Regions from separate parts of the Homo sapiens genome. Here all the other regions are linked to region 3. A link is a loop called in an ENCODE intact Hi-C map of the cell type or tissue named here. Cell type or tissue: MCF 10A. All regions are shown on one strand.

Region 1 (4,000 bases), 130 kb after region 3:
CCAATACTGGTTAGTATCATGCACATGCTGTTCCTCTTAGCTTCAGTCCTTTCCCCTTCTCCACCCTAATATTGTTTCATCTTTACATTTTCTGCTGATCTGGGTGAGCTAAACAGGCTCACTGGTAGCTATGCAAACCCTCTTCTTGGGGTTTCTGTACTGCAGAGGTTCCAAATATGATTTAGGGCTCTGTTAGTCAGATGCATTCACAGAAGACTTAAAATCAGAATTGAGTTAAATGGCAAGAGCTGTGTGGTCTGTTAGCCTTTATTATTCCCCCCAGCAAGGATCTAACAGGAACCAACAATTGTACCCTTGAAAATTGCAAATGAGGTGTATTCCTGGAGCCAGTGGTTGCACTGTCAGTCTTTTGATTTCCAAGCTTCCTGAATATGGCAGAGAAGGCAGCTCCACCTGGGAGTCCGGTTCTGCAGTATTGTTCTAGGATATATTTCTCCAGGTTTCACAGAGACTGTTTTTCCTGACCTTTCAAAGATTTTGTTAGCACCTGATTTCCTGTATTAAATCCTGTTCTACTTAAACTTGCTAGAATGGTTTCTCTGATCTACAGCTGAGTCCTGACTGATCTGCTGCTCAAAGATCACCTGTAAGGCCCTCTGCACCCTGAGTCATCTGTCTGTGTTCAATCACATCATGGTGCATTTAAATCTCTCTCTCTCTCGCTGTACGTGTGTGTGTCTCCTATGCCCAGACTACAAGGTTATTCATCTTTTAGTCCTGCTATACCTGGGACAAAGCTGAGCACATAATATTCACTTAAGAGATGTTTGTTTGAATAAATGGATGGATGACTAAATGCATAGGAACAAATATCCTGTGACGCTTAGTTCATGGGAGAATGAAAAACTTGTTGAAAATGCAATTTTATTTCATATATACGCCATTAGTGTATTTTATATAATAAAATGTAGAAAGGCACATACTTTTAGCTTGATATTAATCACTACCTCTTACTTAAACAGTCAAATGGGATTTGCTGCCCAGCAGTTAAATATTTTGCTATCCTCGGAAGACTAGCAATGTGCATTGATGAATGTGAGCCTTACCTCTTAGCTTCTGCCTCTTCCCCATTACATTTCTTCCTGGGTAAATTCTGAACAGGTGCTACTAGATGCCTCATTAACTGCATGGAGCTTTAGAAATCATGGGTGAGATGATCCCTTGCCAGAAAGTAAGCCCTGAATTCTTTAAACACTGTCCTGGACTTAAAGTACTGTGATTCTTTCTGTGTTGCCATCGGCGACAGACAATGGCTTAAGGTGCCAAGAGCTTGAATTGATGTTACGTCTTATCTTACTCTGATCTTCCTTCTTGTCATTATTTAGCCCTTTCTCTATCATTTATGTTTCATTTCTCCATTAATATTTATTAAGTGCCTACAGCTTACATAGTAATAATAACGGTAGTAATATATACATTCTATTTTTAAAAGCTACTGTAAAAAATTTTCACAATTTGTAACTAATTTAATTCTTGCTAAAATTTTCTGAGGTCAGGAGGGTAGGCACTGATATTCTCATATTATCTGTTGAGGGTTGAGAGACACAAAAAGAGTAAGTGTCCTGCTGAAAGTCACACAGTAGAGGTGGGCCTACATGGTACCAACTGACATGATCCTAGGTTCAGTGCTTGTCCTGATGCCATTTTTTTTTTTTTGAGATGGAGTCTTGCTCTGTTGCCCAGGCTGGAGTGCAGTGGCATGGTCTCAGCTCACTGCAACCTCCGCCTCCCTAGTTCAAGCGATTCTCCTGCCTCAGCCTCCCTAGTAGCTGGGATTACAGATGCCAGCCACCACACCTGCCTAATTCTTATATTTTCAGTAGAGATGGGATTTCACCATGTTGTCCAGGCTGGTCTTGAACTCCTGATCAGCCTCCCAAAGTGCTGGGATTACAGGCGTGAGCCACTGCACCCAGCCTGATGCCATATTTTTAATGGTAAGAAACAAGATGAAGATAGAAACACAAACTTTAGAATATCATATCTTTAGGACTTTGCACCATGAACCAGTATATTATGTACGTGTGGACACAGAGGAAATATCTTGAAGAGAGTTTCAAAATCCCTCAACTCAATTATGCAAGATATTTCTACCATTCATGAATGTAGTGCTGCATATATACATAGCACCCAATTGGAGAGAGCAGGCAAATCTCAGCTGGTGATGATGAATCTCTTTGGCATTAACAGTCCCATTGCAGCAGCAATCAGAGGAGGCCACACACCCACAGTGCTCTGCCCTGGCCCGATGACACACAAGATATTGAGCAATATTTCCAAGTAGTAGACCAGCCAGGGGAGGGGAATCTGGGTGGGAGAAACATTCTAGAAACCAAGTCAGTTGGGAATTGATTTAAGGGTCTAGGGAGGAGAGAGGGAGAAGAGGGGAGGAGATGGTGAATCATTTTCTGTGTGACACCAGAGAGCAATATACTTATACCAGTGGGAAGAGCTACAGGGAGGGCAGAAGAACGTGTTTTCTGACAATTATAGGAGTCCAAAAATGAGCTGGACCACACTGGAAGGTAATAAGCTCTTCATCATCAGAAATGTTCAAGAAGATGAACACCTGTCAAGGCTGCTGTAAAGGAGCTGCCCACGTGGGGAGGTTAGTTTCATCAAGTTGTCAGACGCCAGCAGGCTGGGAGCTGGTGGAGAAGCAGACCTCACCCAAGGAGTCTGACTTAGTAGCTCTGGTAGTATGTAGAGAATCTTTGTTAGAAACTGCTAGACCAGAGCAATGGACTCCACAGTGGAGGGCACAAGATACATGAAATCCCCTTGATATTTACATTCTATATAAGAGTAAAAAAAAGAAAGTAGGCCTACTAACATTTGATGTCTAGTGAATCAGACAGTCTTGTGCCACATCTGAGAGGTCACACAGGACACTGCAGCAAGAGCAGGAGTCCTCCAACACGGAAGGCTGCAGCAGGATCTTCCTTTGTTTGTTTACATTCACATGTTTCCATACACCTGTAGTTTAACTGTGCCCTGTGAAAGAAATGCATCTTAAATTGCAGAATTGCAAATAGTATTAGCTTTAGCTTAAATGAAATGGGAAATAAACATGACAATTGTTGTGTCACAAAGAGGTTTGTGGGTTATCTTGGGATGAAATAAAGCACAGTCTAACTTAAAGTTGTGCATTTTTTCTTACAAGAAGAAGCATGCAATCATGCAAGTATGCTGACTTCCTGTGACAAGTGGCAGATGGTAGTAGACTTCTTAGACAGTTTTGAACAAATAAACACACTTACTGGTCCCATTTAAATACATGGACCAGGCATGTTCTGCTTTCAGTGGGTTAAGTCATTGACTCATGACACAGCCTTAAAAAGTAGGGACAATTAACTCCATTTTACAGATGAGGAAACCAAGGCTCAGAAAGGCAAAACTGACTTCCCCAAGATCACTCAGTAATCAGTGAAAGAGTGGGGTTTAAAGGAAGAGTCTTTCTCAGTCAAACTAATTTACTTCTCTAAGGTGAGAAATCAGTTGCTTTTTGAACAAAGAAAACCAAAAACCTCTGCAATGATAAAAGCATTTTGCAAATAATGGCTGAAAATGTTTCCATCGTTAATGTTATTTTTGTTGCCAAAGCTGTGTAAATGTATAACCTTTAACAATCAGAACACTGGAAACTTAGAAAACCTAGTAATAAAATTTTAAAATCGATTTTAAAGTGAAGAGTTTCAGGATATTTTGAAGAACGCATTTATTAAACACATAAAAATTCATTAAGTTCTAACTTGCTGGCAAGAACAAATGATAGAGCAGGAAAAAATGAAATTCACTAGCAAACTTAAAAAAAGAACTTTCTCATAACTGGTGGATGCAAGTTAAAATAAGTTTCATGATTTAGTAAGCCCAGCCAACAATGCATCTTTCCCACATTTGGATCAACATATTTTGGAGAAGCATCTTTCTCAGCAATGACAGCCATTAAGGCTGCACCAAACTTTCAGATTCCTCTATC
Region 2 (4,000 bases), 350 kb after region 3:
CAGCCCCCACCTCGTCTCGCCTTGCTCCTTCCTCTCTCACTGTGCCTCCTTTTCATGGTCTCCAGGGAAGCATGGTCAGTTTTGAAGGAGGGAGAGAAGGCAAAGAGGGATGGAAGTCAGAGCAAGCAGCCCAGGTCCCACTTCTATCTTAACTGGCACCAGGAAAAAGTGCCTTCGGCTGGCACAGTGGCTTGTGGGCACCAGGCTTTGCTTGTTTGCCATATAAATCCTGGTCATAACAGAGACCAATGCCATTCAGGCAGTGAGCAGGAAGCTGCTTTTATGGGGAGCTTTTTGGCACCGTGTCCGACATACACTCCAGTCAATCACAGTAAAGGGCCTAATAACAGATGTGGTGATTAAGCCTGAAGAACTGTCTCTATTTTTTCATTTTTGTTTCAGAGAATAACAAAGTGCTTCATTAAACCCCCAATCGCACAGAGTTTTGAATTGGGCATACTGATGTGGTAAAAACTTACATCTCTGTAAGGACTTTCTTCTGAAGTTCTTATCAGCAAGGATGCCTCAGAGGGAAGGTTGGATCCTTTTAGCCAGGACAGTTATGTTCTTTCTGGGTTGTGCTTTGCACTCCAATACCAAACCATATGCAGAATCCTGGGGTACAACCAGTTTCCTATAAGTACCTTGGATATAAATAAACAGTTTTAGCTTTTGTGTGCTTTTGTAAATGTAAAATGTTCTCTGACTCTCTTAGGTTCAATTTTACTGCTTATAGCAAGAAATTAACTATAGCTTTCAATCTTAGAAAGGTTTCAGATAACCTGAAACCATGGTAAATTACCATATTTTAATAAGATAAATTATCTTGAAAAAAATTTAATTACATCTGAAAAGGTCTGTCTTTGATTGTGGCAGTTTCTAAGGCAAATGTCTTCATTAAGGTTGTTTTTCTTTCTTTTTAAATGATGAACATGAATCTGGCTCATCATTAAAGGAAATTAATCTAAGAATTTAATGACTTGGGACAGGTAGAAAAAGTATACGTTCTCAACAGCAAGAACACACAGCTGAAAACTTTCTCTTTAGCTCTTCCTGGATTGTGAAGGCTGGTTCTCTGTGACCCTGGGGCTCTTGGGAAAGGATGGCTGTCTTTCTGACACGGCTCTATGGGATCGTGTAGATTTGGAAGCCACATCTATATCCCAGAGATAATTTTTTTGTTTGTTTCTAATTCCATGTAGCCATAGATCCACTTTGTAAGATTATTGCTTTATTATCTTTCTCCAAATGCATACTTCTGAGTTTTCAGGGTACCTCCAAGAGAATTTGTAGTTGACTAGATTCTCTTAACCTGACCCATAAAGCATATGATTTATGGAGAAGAATCAAGATTTAATTATAATTTCAATTCTTGTGTTAATAAAGCATAAACTTAACCTACTCATCCGATTAGCCTAAAATGTAATTTGTGTGTATTTAACATTTGTACACACTTATATGCACGGACACATATAAAAACAGTACTAACCTTTATGGCACTTCATATTTGTTTTCTCGTCTGAAACAATATTTACAATTCACTTTTTACTACCTTTATCCATTTAGACAACCTTTTCCTCCATTGATGTTAAACATGTTTCTTGCTAAATGTAAAATCAGCAATGTACAGACTCAGATTTTGCCACATTAAAATTTGTTTTAAGAAACCACCCCTATATACACCTTGTATCTAAAAGTGAGAACTCCCAGATACATTGGGGAAGACTTGTGGTCAGGCAGACACCTCCCTCAGGATTATTCAATTGCTGAAAAAGTAAAGCTTTTCTTTAAATAAGATTCAGAATAACTTCCTTATAGTTTTTCCTAAGAAGGGCAAGACTTTCTGGGATGATACACCTCATGTTTTACTTTCGGTTCCATTGCTGGTGGGGAGATATTTCTGTAGGTTCGGGGAGATGCCTTGAAGATGAAGTGGAAAGTTGGCCAACCAAGGGCGGCCCTGAGCTGAAGCGCCACCTCCTGGCGGAATAGGTCACTTCAGGGATTGTTTCTCAGTTACCCAGGCTGCCTGCTGAGGCATCTGTTCTCCCCAGTTATGGATCCCACTCTGTTATTTCTCTCCCACCTCACCCCTCTGGATCGGTTGTCTGGGACTCACAGGATATGATCTCTTGACTCTCCTCAAGTGCTCAATATACTTTAATGTTTCATGACTTTATAGATCCTGGTATTGTTCTTACTTAGCAACCGTATATTGATCATCTATATATTCTTGCAGATGGGGAGAGAAGTAGAAGTCAGGGAGGAGTAGAATAGGAGACAAGACAAAACCATGGGCTCTGCTTTCAAGGACCCAACAGTCTAGTTGAAGAGGTGGGATTGGTTATGTCAAAAGATGACCAGCAGCCCAAGGCAATGGAGAAATATCAGATGAAGGATGTGGAGAGTTGGTTCCGTTAGAGATTTCTATGCAGTTTCTAGTGAAAAGACTAGAGAATTTTTACTTATGTCCTGAACACACTGTTAAGTAGATCTTGGATGAGAAAATAAATTATTGCAAAGAGAGAAGTAAGTTGACAGAAAGCTTATGTAATGGTTTGAATTTCAAACAATTAGGGAGGCTTACATGTTGGACTAAGGGAATTTTAGGAATGAATCATAGGCTCTTTCAAATTAGCGGGATATGAAAAATATATTCCAGGCAGGAACTATTTCTACCCTTCATAGATTCTTCAATTGAGATATTCTTCATGTATGGTTTACATTCATTAGATTTTATTTTCCTGTTTAAGTTAAATGATTAGGAAGTTTAAAATCTTGAACAAATGACAGTAATATAGTTTATGGAAACTGTATTTATAAGAAGGAAATGAATGTATTCATTGTGATGGGGTGCACTTAATTTTAAGTGCTTTTGGCTGCTGTTGTTTCCAATATTTGCAGTAAAATGAAGATACTGCTATTAAAGACTTTGAATCTTAAAAAAAAGGAGCTGAGGGAGAGAATTTATAATAAAGGCAACAGGGAAATGACATTTGATGAGGACAAGAACAGAAGAGATTAAGGAAAATGTCAGAGATTGCAAAGCTTGTGGCCCTGCTGAGTTCAGAACTCAGTGTTAGTTCAAAAACCTTTAGCTTCCTTAGTTCAAATTGCCCTTAAAGAGTTATCAGAACCTGCTTAAAATTAAAGGTTTTTTCCCCATAAAAACTGTAATTATCTTGATATTAATGTTCCAGTTTATTTATGTATTTATTTTTAACATTATACTTGGTGTGCATTTATGCCCACCTGTGCATAAAGGAAATTCTTGCCTTATTTAGGTAATATACAAACACTTATGTACATTTGGGGTCCATTAATATATTTTAAAATTTATAATCACAATGTGACCTTCATCAAAGACCATCACAGATCTTAATTCCTTCTCAAAATTAAAACTTAAAAATATATGAATCTTGCCGGGCGTGGTGGCCCATGGCTGTAATCCCAGAACTTTTGGAGGCTGATAGAGGTGAATTGCTTGAGCCCAGGAGTTCAAGACCAGCATGGGCAATATGATGAGACCCGTCTCTACAAAAATACAAAAATTAGCCAGGTGTGTTGGAATGCATGTGTAGTCCCAGCTACTCAGGAGGCTGAGGTGAGAGGATCCATTCAGTTTGGGAGGTTGAGGCAGCAGTGAGCTGTGATTGTGTCACTGCACTCCAGCCTGGGTGACAGAGTGAGACCCTGTCTTAAAAAAACAAACCAAAACAAAATAACCCTTTTTCTTTCTGTCTATATTTCAAGCATATATTTTGAATCACTTTGTAATAAAAATCTTTTTATTTTCTAAAGTGTGCTAATCTAACACTCTAAGAACATGTTGAAGCAGAGCAGTCTTTCAGTTGCTGTAGACCGTAGCAATCTGCTAATTACTGAAGGTTCATCCTAGGGTATATTCCCACACATTGTTCTTTCTGGTGAAGTTTGCTGAAATGGGTCCCTGTACCAGGCCCACAGGCAGGCCCCAGGAATTGTGCTTTTTATCAATGGA
Region 3 (4,000 bases):
CGAAGGCACTCAGTTATGCTCTAAGAGCTCCTCTGAGAAAACCGCAAGAAGAAATGGGCATAAATTGCAGCAGGAGGGGTTTGAGTTAGAGTTTTAGAATGCTATGAAGTCAAGCTGTGTGATATTCCCTGCTAATTATCTTTCCAACGGTCCATACAACGGTTTGATCCAGCCTGGTTTCAACCCATCTTGGAGTAAATCCAGCAAGAACGTGACTTTCTACTGTTTCCAGGAGGTCCTAAGAGTTTTTATATCTTACATAGAAAATTTCCATAAACTAAAAGTTGGCATAAGTGGTGCCATTCACCTAGAAATTGTTCATCAAATTGTTTACGGTTTCTGCTATTCTCTCAGTTGACACATGATTTACTAATTTCGTTCCAGAGATTTGAGTTCAGGCTGTATAAATCATGAATAAAGATTAGTTTAATAGTCATAATGCCCCTTGGGACAATGTTTCAAGTGAAGAAAACTCAAAATTGTCGCAATTTGAAAATAATGACAGTTGTATCAATATTTGCAAATTGAAATGATATTCAATACCCTTACAGAAGCAGAGTATAAATCTTATTCCTGTTTAATGCAAACCCTAAAACTTTTCTTTTTAATTTTTTAACACTTATTAATATTTTCCCATGTGAACATTTTTTGTAAAATGAATCTAAGATCTTCCTGATCTGCCTGCCTCCAGCTGTAAAGTAACATTAGACAATGACCTCCTGCTACTGTTTTGATGACTTAAATACTTTAGAAAAACAGTATATAGCCAGACACCAGACTCTCAAGACATTCACAGCAATGATATTTTGCCATTTTTATGCATTAAAAAAGAGAGAACTGTCTAGCAGTGTGGCAAATACCATACTTTTAATATTAAAAATTATATATCATCTTGTTTCCACTGGCTTATTTCACCTGACTCCTTAACCCTTATGAAACTCTGATTGTTCATATACACAAATATGTAATTGTGATTTAGAAAAATGATCAGACAATAAATATTCTGATTAGAAGCTAAGTACTCACTAGAATGAATTAAAAGTAGTTAGAATTAAGGAGAAATTGCTCATTATTCAGGTAACTCCATGCTTCTATTATTTATATTATACAAATGCAGCTGATGGTGTACTTAGTACAGATAATAAGATGAGGTGTTAGAGGCAATTCCAGCTATGACTTCATGTATTCAATGGCATCTTTTATTGTAAACATTTATTTCATATGTCTGAATCCCAGAAGTACTGAAGAAAAGGGAGAAATATAGCAAGCACAAACACAGGTCCTTCCTACAATTCCCTCCCCTCTTCACAAAAGATATTTTGTTGAAAAGGTTTCAACACATTCTCTTTGTCAAAAATGAGGAACATTGATCTACATGAAGGATTTGCATAGAGGTTATCAAAATAAAATTTCAGAGAATCGTGAGAGGGCAGAATTTGGGGTGTTCAATCCCCAATCAGAGATGTCCAAACTCAGACATCTGTCTTTCAGAAGCAACCACCATAAGGCTGATGAAAAGGGCAGGAATAAATGCCAACAGTTATGCTTATGTTTATAAAAAATATTAATGATAAGCAATACAATTTGTTCCTTTTTTGTCCTATGCTGTCCCCTATTCATTTGTGTAACTACAGTACTGAATTTATTTCATTAGTCAGAATTTGGAAAAGAACAAAATGATTAAAATTCAAATTATAATTCCATCGCAATGTAGTCTGCCCTGGTATTCTTTGGATCTAATAAGAAATTATGCCTCATCAAACATATGTAATTTGGCTTGAAGTAGTAATAGTATGAAGTCAAATTTATAGTCATAATAAACTTGTCTACGCTGGATATTTTCATTTCTGAATGCAATATGCATGGGGCAACCGGCCCCCAGGCAGTCACTGAGTCATTTGAGCTCACTCTAGGTGGAGCTTGTTTACATCCTATAATCACACCATTAACAGTCACTACTAAATATAAACACAAAGAAGAATATTACTGGTTGTTTCACAACCCCAGTGATACCACTACACAATTATATGGACAAGCTTGAGAGTGATAATGCTGAAGCAACCATGGTTACCCATTCACAGTGTAAACAAACAGGCACCTGCAAAACTTAACATAAATATGCAGTGTATTTCTTTGTCCTACAGAGTTAGGGAGGAAGCATCATGTGAAGAAACAAATATATGGGTCTATGACATTAACATGATAGTTTTACAATGTGAGAACCTAGGAAAGAAATTTTTTGGTAAACATTCATGGAACTCAGGAGGCACACACACACCCTATATATCTATATCTATATATCTCTCTCTCTATATATATATATCTCTGCAGATTGATTTTGAAATTCAATTAACTGGCTGTGTCCCTGTGGGCTAGTCATTTCATTTCTGTGGCCCTAAATTTCTTCATTTGGAAAATGAGGGGATTAATGTGCTATGGTCATTCCCTTCCAGTCTAATGTTCTATTAACAATAATCATATATGTGTGTGTGTGTATGTGTGTGTGTTTACATATATTTATTTATATATGGGTTGAGCATCCCAATCTGAAAATACAAAATACAAAATGTTCCAAAATAGGAAACTTTTTCATTGCTGACATGATGCCACAAGTGGAAAATTTCATACCTGACACTCTGCATTCTGATAGTTCAATATACACAACTTTGTTTCATGTGCAAAATTATTTAAAATATTATATGAAGTTAATGTCAGGCTATGTGTATAAAGTGTATATGAAACATGAATGAATTTCATGTTTAGACTTAGGTCTCATCCCCAAGATATCTCATTATGTATATGCAAATATCCCAGAAACTGAAAAAAATCTGAAATCCAAAACACTTCTGGTCCCAGCATTTTGAATATGGAATACTCAACCTGTGTGTGTGTGTGTGTGTGCGTGTGTGTGTGTGTGTGTGTGTGTATAACTATATGTTTTCAATAGTAGCAACAATAATAAAACAAATATGCACTTGTGATGCTGTAACCTGTTATCGACTCCATTTTATAATGATTTTTTCATGAGAAAGTGTTTTCTTTCTGCCTGTGTAACTGTGGGCAACTTGACGTTCTCTAAGCTTTATTTTCCTTATATACAAAATTAAGATGATAACAACACCTATCACTGCTTATAGCATGTTGTAAGCCTTACCAGATAATGTATGTAATGTTTAGCCTAGTATGCAGCACTGAGTAGCCACTCAATAGAGTTTTTCTATTATTTTCTAACCCTCTTTATTTAGCTTATGAAACAAGTGAGCAAAGAATGACCAGTCTTATAGTTTGTCTCCTTGGAAGATAAGCCATTTTTATGAATTGTTACAAAAATATTTTTGATGAATTATAAGAACAGACCCTAAAATAATACAATTCTTCTTTAAAAGATAAACTAGAGTAATTATACATCATGTTTGTTATTTTTGTAGGAAAAATTCAGACAATATTAATGGTAATACCCATTTAAACCAAAATAGAAGATTTGACCAATCTTAAACAGTCAACATTTTCAAGGAGAAAAAAATCATTAAAACGTTAGTGTTATTAAAAAATGCTACATTTAAGAAGAAAATTTAAAAAACAAAAAACCAAGCACTCACATCTTCTGCATGACGTAAGAGATATTTGCTACAGAGATTTATTTATACTTTGAGCTAAGACAAGATTAATTGGATCTAAGATACTAAGCATTTTTTAGAAATAGAAGCTGACAAAAATTTAAATTTAGCTTTATAATTGGTAAATTAAGAAAAAATCTGGTGGGTTTTTAAGCAGCTGAAAAAGAGCAAGTAGAGGATTTTGACTCTTCTTTAATTGGTATACACTCTTCTGTCAGGAAAACAAACAAAAAGATTAGGATGTCACAATATCAAGAGTACTGACGTTAAACTCTTAAAGTCTATTCACATAATTCACTGAAATCTCTGTCATTCTTTCTTAGTCTCCATGTAACAGAGAACCCACCTAAGGGGAAGCATCAGGGGCTGAGAGAGTCATAAAC

Evidence for each region. Hi-C counts contacts between places; a loop is a spot of excess contacts. Peaks named below come from ENCODE experiments on the same cell type or tissue, not always from the same donor. Only the 100,000 strongest peaks of a DNase experiment are listed, where the experiment ranks them.
Region 1: it touches region 3 in a loop (3.0-fold over the local background); 3 of 110 quality-filtered maps call a loop at or near these places.
Region 2: it touches region 3 in a loop (5-fold over the local background); 9 of 110 quality-filtered maps call a loop at or near these places.

What each region holds. Positions count from the first base shown.
Region 1 is chr5:127,086,165-127,090,164 of GRCh38, forward strand. No RefSeq gene overlaps it. Among named protein-coding and RNA genes, the nearest start is that of C5orf63, 15 kb to the left of the region's middle. In MCF 10A, no CTCF peak of the experiment used is centred here; a DNase peak (open chromatin) is centred at 2,207.
Region 2 is chr5:127,312,074-127,316,073 of GRCh38, forward strand. The region is part of intron 1 of MEGF10 (multiple EGF like domains 10); the gene reads left to right. Among named protein-coding and RNA genes, the nearest start is that of MEGF10, 23 kb to the left of the region's middle. In MCF 10A, CTCF peaks have their summits at 1,963 (motif pointing left) and 2,193; a DNase peak (open chromatin) is centred at 1,968.
Region 3 is chr5:126,959,933-126,963,932 of GRCh38, forward strand. All of the region lies in intron 1 of MARCHF3 (membrane associated ring-CH-type finger 3), which reads right to left. Among named protein-coding and RNA genes, the nearest start is that of MARCHF3, 69 kb to the right of the region's middle. In MCF 10A, no CTCF peak of the experiment used is centred here; a DNase peak (open chromatin) is centred at 1,919.